Regions from separate parts of the Homo sapiens genome. Here region 2 is linked to region 1. Evidence: chromatin loops called from intact Hi-C (ENCODE). Cell type or tissue: CD4-positive, alpha-beta T cell. All regions are shown on one strand.

Region 1 (5,000 bases):
TTTTATATTTTTTGTAGAGACGGGTCTCACCATGTTGCCCAGGCTGGTGTTTTTTCTTTTTAAAACATAAATTATACTATATGTGTTGCTCTACAGTTATTTTTCTTTATATTTTGGAAATTCTTCCATATCAGCATATGTAGTTCTACCTCATTAATTTTTTTAATGATACTAGGATATTTTAGGGTATAAGGATCTTTCATCTATTTAGCCATGCCTTATGGCCATTTCGATTGTATCCAGTCCTTTGTAGTTGCGGACAAATAAACATCATTGTAAAGATGATATTTCTGATAAATTCCAAAAATATGTATGATTCCTAAAAATGGGTCAAAAGATGTATCTTTTTTGGTCAGGCCCAGTGGCACACACCTGTAATCCCAGCACTTTGGGAGGCCAAGGCGGGCAGATCTCTTGAACCCAAGAGTTCAAGACCAGCCTGGGCAACAGGGTGATACCCTGTTTCTACAAAGATTAGCCAGGCATGGTGGTGCATGCCTGTAATCCCAGCTACTCGGGAGGCTGAGGTGGGAGAATCACTTGAACCCAGGAGGTGGAGGCTGCAGTGAGTTATGATGATGCAACTCTACTCCAGCCAGGCTGGTAAAGCAAGACCCACTCTCAAAAAAAAAAAAAAATCCATTAAAAATAATTACAAACTTATGAAAAAAAAGAAAACTAAGTCTTTTTAAAATGTAGATTGATATTCTCAAAGTCCCTTTCCCCCAAAATGTTTATTTTTTTTTGAGCTAGAATCTTGCTCTGTTGCCCAGGCTGGAGTGCAATGCACGGTCTCTGCTCACTGCAGCCTCCTCCTCCTGGGTTCAAGTGATTCTCCTGCCTCAGCCTCCCCAGTAGCTGGGGCTACAGGTGCATGCCACCACACCCACCTGTATTTTTTTTTTTTTTTTTTTTTTTTGTATTTTTAGTAGAGACGGGGTTTCGCTATTTTGGCCAGGCTGATCTTGAACTCCTAACCTTGTGATCCATCCACCTCGGCCTCCCAAAGTGCTAGGATTACAGGTGTGAGCCACCGCGCCCAGCCTGTTTTTATCTTTTTTATTTTTTGTTTGTGTTTTTTGAGACAGGGTCTCACCTTGTCACCCAGGCTGGAGTGCATTGTCGCGATCTCTGCTCACTTGCAACCTCCGCCTTCTGGGCTCAAGTGATCCTCCCACCACGCCCTCCTGAGTAGCTGGGACTACAGGTGCATTTCATCACGCTCAGGTAATTTTTGTATTTTTAGTTGAGACAGGATTTCACCATGTTGGCCAGGCTGGTCTCAAACTCTTGGCCTCAAGTGATCCACCCGCCTCAGCCTCCCAAAGTGCTAAGATTACAGGCATGAGCCACCGCGCCCAGCCTTCCGCAAAACGTTTTTAAGTGTCAAATTTTTAATGCTAAAAGAGCAGTTACCCAGCATCAATGTGTTCATTCAGAGAAATAAACAAAAATTTCAAATGATTTTGTTTGCTTTGACTTATAATAATTTGGGCTGTTTTCAAAATTTCAACTTAAATATAATTTTTTTAACTTTTATTATTATTTGAGTCAGGGTCTTACTCTGTTGCCCAGGCTAGAGTACAGTAACATGATCTCAGCTCACTGCAACCTCTGCCTCCCAGATTCAAGCAATCCTCCCACCTCATCCTCCCAAGTAGCTGGGACTACGGGTGTGTGCCACTATGCCCAGATAATTTTTGTAGCTCTTTTTTTTTAGAGATGGGGTTTCACCATGTTCCCCAAGCTGGTCTTGAAGTCCTGAGCTCAAGTGATCCACCCATCTTCGCCTCCCAAAGTGCAGGGATTACAGGGGTGAGCCACCACACCTGGTCCCATCTCTAGATTATTTATACCTAATACAATGTAAATACTATGTCAGTAGTTGTTACACTGTATACTTTAGGGAATAATCACAAGAAATGAAGTTGGTACATGTTCAATACGGACACAACCATCCTTTTTTTCCAATTATTTTTGATGTGTGGTTGGTTGAATCCATGGATGTGGAACTCACAGATATGGAGGGTAAACTCTAGAGAGAGAGAGAGTGTGTGTGTGTGTGTGTTTGTATGTGTATGGTGTTGGTGGTGGAGTAAAATATATATAACATAAAATTCATAAAGTTGACAATTTTTAAGTTCAGCATACCTTCACCTTCACATTGTTCAACCAACACCACCACCATTTCCCGAACTTTCTTATCTTCCCAAACTATACACATTAAATGGTAACTCAGCTGTTTAGCTGTTAGTCCAGCCCAGCTCTGCCTCAGTGAACTATGCTGTGCTCTGCTCCACTGAGGTGCAGGGCTGACTGTATCATCACCAGCAGGGGGGATGGCTGGCCCCAACCTGAGGAGGAGAAAAAGAAGGAGGTACGCAGGTCCCTGGGGTTTCTGGTTGTATTCTTGTCCCTAGGCCCCTGCGTTGTCCCTTAGTGAGGGAGAAACCTTATGATCCTGGCCCAGCCTTGCAGGCTCCCCCGGCATAGAGACACATGCTCTGTGCTGTCTTCTAGGGGCTGCTGCTGCCCTATGTCTCCTGGCCAGTTGACATTTTGGCAACCATGAAGTGACCTGAAGCGAGCCTCCATTTACTGATATTATAATTGGAGCCTTGGTACCATTCACCCAATCTCGCTGAGCCAGCAGGGGTCTCTGGTGAGTCTCCTCTCAGATTTCAAATCTTCCTAATTTTGGTTTGAGATTCATACTTTGTTCAAGCAACCAATTCCACACTTGATGGAGCTGGAATTAAAGTTCTGCTTCTAAGGACACAATCATAGACACTGGTTATTTTACCTAGGCTTTGATTGGAATGGCAAATTTTCAGATATGACCAGACTGCTTTAAAACATTGAGGTTGTTTTTGTTTTGTTTTTGTTTTTTAGAGACAGGCTTTTACTCTGTTGCTCAGGCTGGAGTGCAATGGCATGATCATAGCTCACTGCAGCCTCAAACTTGGGGGGGTCAAGCTGTCCTCTTGCCTCAGTGACCTAAGTAGCTGGGGCTATAGGTGCATTCCACCATGCCTGGCTAAGTTTTTGTTTTGTTTTGTTTTTTGTCTTTTCTTAGAGACTGGGTCTGGCTTTGTTGCCCAGGTTGGTCTTGAACTTCTGGCTTGAGGAGATCCTCCTGCCTTTGCCTCCCAAAGCACTAAAGCACTGGGATTACAGGTGTGAGCCACCGCACCAGCCAAGGTTTACTTTATAGAGCTGATAAAAAAGATTTGGGAAGATTGACTCGCCATTGCAGAACAATCATGTATTTGGGTCATGTTTAAGTCAATATCTCACACCATTAGGAAGGTTCATTCCTAAGAAGTTGAGTCTCATGGAGGGGGGAATATTACAAAGGACCAAAGCTGAATTTTAAACAAGAGAGAAGTGGTCCTGGAAACTGTTTCAGACTACATGACTGTCCCTTTGATCAAAGCAATTCCTTGAGCAATCATTATTGTTCAAAGGTTCCCTAACAAGGTCCCTGACCTTGCAGTAAGTAAAAGATGTCACTTTCTGACAAGCCCAGGAACCTCAAGATATTTTTGGGGACTTCAGGAAGAGAGGATTTCACCCAATGCATACAGGTATTATGGGAACAGTCTGATGATGGATCCTTGGCTTGACTTCTTAGCCTCAAGGCTTTTAAAAGTCTAATCCAAAATTCCTTATGAATGTTCCAACAAAACCAACTTAAAAGAGCCTAGGTGGCCACTCACTATTCTTATTGCCCCCTATGCAAAGAATCAGGCCAAATATATTACTAAACCTTATTTTGAAAGTAGATTGCGAGCCAGGCGTGGTGGCTCACACCTATAATCCCAGCACTTTGGGAGGCCTAGGCGGGTGGATCTATTGAGGTCAGGAGTTCGAGACCAGCCTGGCCAACATGGTGAAGCCCTGTCTCTACTAAAATTATAAAAATTTGCTGGGCGCAATGGTGGGTGTCTGTAATCCCAGCTACTTGGGAGGCTTAGAAACGAGAATCACCTGAACCCAGGAGGTGGAGGTTGTAGTGAGCCGAGATCGCACCACTGCACTCCAGCCTGGGCCACAAAGTGAGATTCCATCTCAAAAAAAAAAAAAAGAGAGAGAGAGTAAATTGCGGCGGGACCAGGCACAGGCAGCATTTTGGGAGGCCAAGATGGGCAGATCACTTGAGGCCAGGAGTTAGAGACCAGCCTGGCCAACACAGTAAAGCCCCATCTTTACCAAAAATACAAAAAACAGCCGAACATGGTGGTGCTTGCCTGTAATCCCAGCTACTTGGGAGGCCAAGGCAGGAAAATTGCTTGAACCCAGTGGACAGAGGTGGCAGTGAGCCAAGATTGCCACTGCACTCCAGCCTAGGCAACAGAGCGAGACTCTTGTCTCAAAAAATAAAATCAAATAAATAAATAAAATAAATATTTTTAAAAAGAAAGTAAATTGGTCCCACTAAGATTAATCTTTGGTAAAAATGGGGAATTGAAGAGGAAAAAAAAAAGTACATTCTATCAAAATTATAGCATACCTATTATTAAATTCCAGCCTTGACTATTTTTTTAAATTTATTATTTGCATAGAATTTGGACTAAGTCCTGAATTCTTTCCTGTCTGCAAGTCTTGAAATTGATGTTTCTAAATTTTTCTCCCACTTTTCTGACTTGAAATCACTAAAATTAAAACTGCTTTTTCCTGAAGCCTGGCAAACTGAAACTGGACAATTTTACGTAAACTTCAGAAAAGTCACCATAGTAGCTTACATATAGAAACCTTTGTGGGCTGGGCGTGGTGGCTCATGCCTGTAATCTCAACGCTTTGGGAAGCCGAGGTGGGAGGATCGCTTGGGAGGGAGCCCAGGAGTTCAGGACCAGCCTGGGCAACATAGTAAGAGACTACTTTTTAGTCTCTACAAAAAAATTTTACAAAGAATGTTAGTGAAGTGTGGTGATATGCACCTGTAGTCCCAGCTATCTTGGGAGGCTGAGGTAGAGGATCACTTGAGCCCAGGAGTTCCA
Region 2 (5,000 bases), 160 kb after region 1:
CAATTTGAGTTTCAGTGTGATGTTTCCTCATGGATTCAAGCTATGCATTTTTGGTAGAATGCCACAAAAGTGATGTGTCCAGATCGGACGCAGTGGCTCACATCTGTAATCCCAGCACTTTGGGAGGCCAAGGTGGGTGGATTACCTGAGGTCAGAAGTTGGAGACCAGCCTGGCCAATATGGCGAAACCCTGTCTCTACTAAAAATATAAAAATTATCTGGGCATGGTGGTGGGCACCTGTAATCCCAGCTACTCGGGAGGCTGAGGCAGGAGAATCACCTGAACCTGGGAGGCGGAGGTTGCAGTGAGCCAAGATCACGCCATTTCACTCCAGCCTGGGCAACAAGAGGGAAAAAAAAAAAAAACAACCACAAAAAATTAGCTGGGTGTGGTGGCACGTGCCTACTTGGGAGGCTGAGGAAGGAGAATTGCTTGAGCCCGGGAGCCCAGGAGGTGACAGAGCTAGACTCTGTCTCCAAAAAAATCAGTGATGCATCCTTCATAGTGTATCATCTCAGGAGGCACATAAATCCTAGTTGAGCCAATACCAATGATATTAATTCTGCTTACTTGATTAAGGCATTGTCTGTCAAATCTCTCCATTATAAAGTTACTATTTTTCCTCTTTGTAATTACGTATATCTTGATTCAATTCGTTTTTTTTTTTTTTTTTTTTGAGACAGAGTCTCGCTGTGTCGCCCAGCCTGTAGTGCAGTGGCGTGATCTCGGCTCACTGCAACCTCCGCCTCCCGAGTTCAAGCGTTTCTCCTGCTTCAGCCTCCTGAGTAGCTGGGACTACAGGTGCATGCCACCACACCCAGCTAATTTTTATATTTTTAGTAGAGATGGGGTGTCACCATGTTGGCCAGTATGATCTTGATCTCCTGACCTCGTGATCTGCCTGCCTCCGCCTCCTAAAGTGCTGGGATTACAGGCGTGAGCTACTGTGCCCGGCCAATTTGTTTGTTGTTGTTGTTGTTTTTTGGAGACAAGGTCTTGCTCTGTTGCCCAGGCTGGAGTACAGGCATGAACATAGCTAACTGCAGCCTCAACCACCTGGGCTCAAGCAATCCTCCCACCTTGGTCTCCCAAGTAGCTGGGACCACAGGCGCATGTCACTATACCCAGCCAATCTTTTTATCTTTTTGTAGAGACAGGGTCTTGCTTTGTTGCCCAGGCTGCTCTCGAACTCCTGGGCTCAAGCAATCCTCCCACCTTTGCCTCTCAAAAAAATGCTAGGATTACAAATGTGAGCCACTGCACCCAGCCTGATTCTGTTTTTGTGGGTTTTTTTTTTTTTCTTTTGAAACAGAGTGTCACTTTGTTGCCCACCCAGGCTGGAGTGCAGGGCGATCTCGGCTCACTGCAACCTCCACCTCCTGGGTTCAAGTGATTGTCCTGCCTCAGTCCCCCAAGTAGCTGGGATTATAGGTGCACCCTACCATGCCTGGCTAATTTTTGTATTTTTTAGTAGACAGGAGGTTTTGCCATGTTGGCCAAACTTGTACTGTTGACCTCAAGTGATCCGCCCACCTCGGCCTCCCAAAACGCTGGGATTACAGGTGTGAGCCACCGCACCCAGGCCTGACAGCCCTGATTCTGTTTTTAAGAATAGTTTCTGGAGCAAGAATTGTTTCTGCGGGGGCGGGGAAAGAATAGTTATAGGGCAAGTTGCTTGTAATCCTGCCACTTTGGGAGGCTGAGACAGGAGGATTATTTGAGCCTAGGAGTTCAAGACCAACCTGGTCAACAAATCAAGACCCTGCCTCTACAAAAAAATCTAAAAATTAGCTGGGTAGGGTGGTGTGCACCTGTGGTTTCAGCTACTCGGGAGGCTGAAGTGGGAGGATCACTTGAGCCCAGGAGTTCAAGACTACAGTGACCCCATGATCACATCACTGGACTCTAGCCAGGGCAACAGAGCAATTCCCTGTCTCTTTTTTTAAAAAAATATAGTTATAGGATAATTCAGGTTTTGTTTTTCATCTTGAGTTAGTTTTTGGTAGGATCTAGGAAAGGGCAGATGTCTTCAGGAGTTCATTTGATCCTTTACATTGATTGTGAATGAGTGAGCAGAGAGAGATGAGCAAACAGGCCAATTGGAGATTTCAAGGGAGATCTTTGTTTTTACTGGCAAGTTTGCAGTTACCCCTTTTCACCACTAGATGGTAGTGCCTAACAGAGCTTATAACTGCACGTGTTCAAAGGCTGATGAAAAAATAAAATTCAATTTTATGATGATATTTATTAAAATGTAATTCTGTCTACATGATCTTATAATATTCATTTAGGAACTGTAAATGATTATATCATTAAATGCATTAAATATGTTTATGAAATAAGTTTTGTAAAAGGTTTGTAGACTACTAGTAAAATGAAAAATCTGACAGGTTTTTAAAAATGTTCCTAAGATTGTGGTTAGAAACTAGAGAATTAATATGCAATAGACCTTTATCTCAGAATTACTTGGAATTGAGGATAATTTTGTTAGTCAGGGCTCCCAATGGGCTAGAATCTTTAACACATCATATTGTGCTTACTTTTCCTAGCATGAACAAGGCTCAGTTATGATGTTTGAGCACCTTATTAATTCTAATGGAATTAAGCCTGTCATGGAACAATATGGTCTCATCCCTGAAGAAGATATTTGCTTTATAAAGGAACAAATTGTAGGACCACTTGAATCACCTGTCGAAGATTCATTGGTAAGTTTATGTACAGCTTAATTTTAACTGACTGGTGCTTTTCATCTAGCCTTTTCATGATTCCTTCTGAGTTATACATTTGGCTATTTTAGAGGCTAAATGATAAAATATGAGTTCTATGTTTCTACTGTTTAATGCAAAAAATAAAAGGCTTATATTTTTTTCTACCTCTCAACTGAATTAGTTAGAAGTTACTTCCCAAAAATATATATACAGAAATTCTTTTTAGAGACAGGGTCTTACTCTGTCACACAGGCTGGAGTGCAGTGGCACAATCTCAGCTCACTGCAACTTCCACCTCCCAGGCTCAAGCGATCCTCCTACCTCAGCCTCCTGAGTAGCTGGGACCACAAACGTGCACTACCATGCCCAGCTAATTTTTGTATTTTTTGTAGAGATGGGGTTTTGTCACGTTGCCCAGGTTAGTCTTGAAATCCTGAGCTCAAGTGATCTGCCCAGCTCTGCCTCTGAAAGTGCTGGGATTACAGGTGTGAGCCACTGTGCTTGGCATAAATTCTTTTCTTTTCTTTCTTTCTTTCTTTTTTTTTTTTTTTTTTTTTTTGAGATAGAGTCTTACTGTGTTGGCCAGGCTGGAGTACAGTGGCATGATCTCAGCGCAGTGCAACCTCTGTCTCCCAGGCTCAAGCAATTCTTCTGCTTCAGCCTCCTGAGTAGCTGGGATTACAGGTGTGTGCCACCACGCCCGGCAAATCTTTGTATTTTTAGTAGAGACGGGGTTTCACCATGTTGCCCAGGCTGGTCTCAAACTCCTGACCTCAGGTGATCCACCCGCCTCAGCCTCCCAAAGTGGTGGGATTACAAGCGTGAGCCGCCACCGCGCCCGGCCATAAATTCTTTTTTAGTGAATATATATGCAGTATTTTATTCATTAAAAAAAATTTTTTTTTTTGGAGATGTGGTCTCACTATGTTGCCTAAGCTGGTTTCGAACTCCTGGGCTCAAGTGATTCTCCCACTTTGGCCTCCCAAAATACTGGGATTGCAGGCGTGAGCCACCATACCTGGCCTGCAGTATTTTATATAGAAGCCTAAAGTAACTTTGTTTGGAATGTAAATGTGTATGTTTTATTTAACCATTAAAATGAACATATTTGGCCAGGCTCAGTGACTCATGCCTGTAATCCCAGCACTTTGGGAGGCCATGATGGGAGGATCACTTGAGCCCAGGAGTTTGAGATCAGCCTGGGTAATACTGAAACCCTGTCTCATGCCTGTAGTCTCAGATGCTTGGGAGGCTGAGGCAGGCTGCAGTGATCTGTGATTGTGCAACTGCACTCCAGCCTGGGCAACAGAGCTAGATCCTGTCTACAAATTTAAAAAAAAATCATATTTGAAATATTTATAGGAAGATCTACAAAAAAGTTGAACCAGTTCAATGGAAAATCTGTTTTGTTTCCTTTTTGATCTTTTGTATTTTTTTAATTAAAAATAAAGTTGGGAAATAATTTCCCCCTGAGATTTTTAGGGCTGTTTCCTCAAATATATACAAGTGTACTTACAGTATAAGATAAACAGATGAGTTTTGTAGCAAATATCCTATTTCCAAAAAAGTGGAGCTCAAAGAATACATTCAACAATGCATATTATTTAGACTAGGTATGTAGCTACTTTGAAAGATAGTACTGTTTTAATGCATGAATTCAAGCATTGTTAGTTTATTATTAGATTTTATATTATTTATTTATTTATTTTTGAGACGGTGTCTTGCTCTGTTGCCCAGGCTAGAGGGCAGTGGCACAACCTCAGGTCACTGCAACCTCCGCCTCCTGAGTTCAGGCGATTCTCCTGCCTCAGCCTCCTGAGTAGCTGGGAGTACAGGCACTTGCTACCATGCCCAACTAATTTTGTGTTTTTAGTAGAGACAGGGTTTCACCATCTTGGCCAAGCTGGTTTCAAACTCCAGACCTCGTGATCCGCCCTCCTCGGCCTCCCAAAGTGATGAGATTACAGGCGTGAGCCACCATGCCTGGCCTAGATTTTATATTTTTCAAAAACTTATAAACCAAGAAAACACAAAAGTTGTTGGTTTTGGGAAATGTAATAGAGTTCAGATCTTTTCAGTGGCACAAGAAAATGTGGTAACAATAGGGTATCATATACCTTAGCATTTCTTTTCCCTTTCTACTAGTTTTGAAATGAAGTGGAAGAAAGAAAGAATAGAACCTTCTAGTTTATCTCATATTCCCAGTCAGGTATCTGTTTATATTTTACAGATTAATAAAATTGCTTTGCTTTGTTTATAAATAGATTTGGTGCCTATCCTAAAACTTCCAG

What was found. A loop is a pair of places that touch in the nucleus more often than their neighbours do. Peaks named below come from ENCODE experiments on the same cell type or tissue, not always from the same donor. Only the 100,000 strongest peaks of a DNase experiment are listed, where the experiment ranks them.
Region 2: a loop joins it to region 1, with 4 times the contacts of the local background. A loop is called at or near these places in 2 of 110 quality-filtered maps.

Annotation. Positions count from the first base shown.
Region 1 is chr20:37,079,550-37,084,549 of GRCh38, reverse strand. The region is part of intron 2 of RBL1 (RB transcriptional corepressor like 1); the gene reads left to right. Among named protein-coding and RNA genes, the nearest start is that of RBL1, 14 kb to the left of the region's middle. In CD4-positive, alpha-beta T cell, CTCF peaks have their summits at 2,448 and 2,653 (motif pointing right); a DNase peak (open chromatin) is centred at 2,659; H3K27ac peaks cover 324 bases.
Region 2 is chr20:36,917,070-36,922,069 of GRCh38, reverse strand. It overlaps SAMHD1 (SAM and HD domain containing deoxynucleoside triphosphate triphosphohydrolase 1), which reads left to right. Exons shown (of 16, transcript NM_015474.4): 7 at 2,551-2,706. Among named protein-coding and RNA genes, the nearest start is that of SAMHD1, 32 kb to the left of the region's middle. In CD4-positive, alpha-beta T cell, CTCF peaks have their summits at 1,947 and 2,153 (motif pointing right); a DNase peak (open chromatin) is centred at 2,149.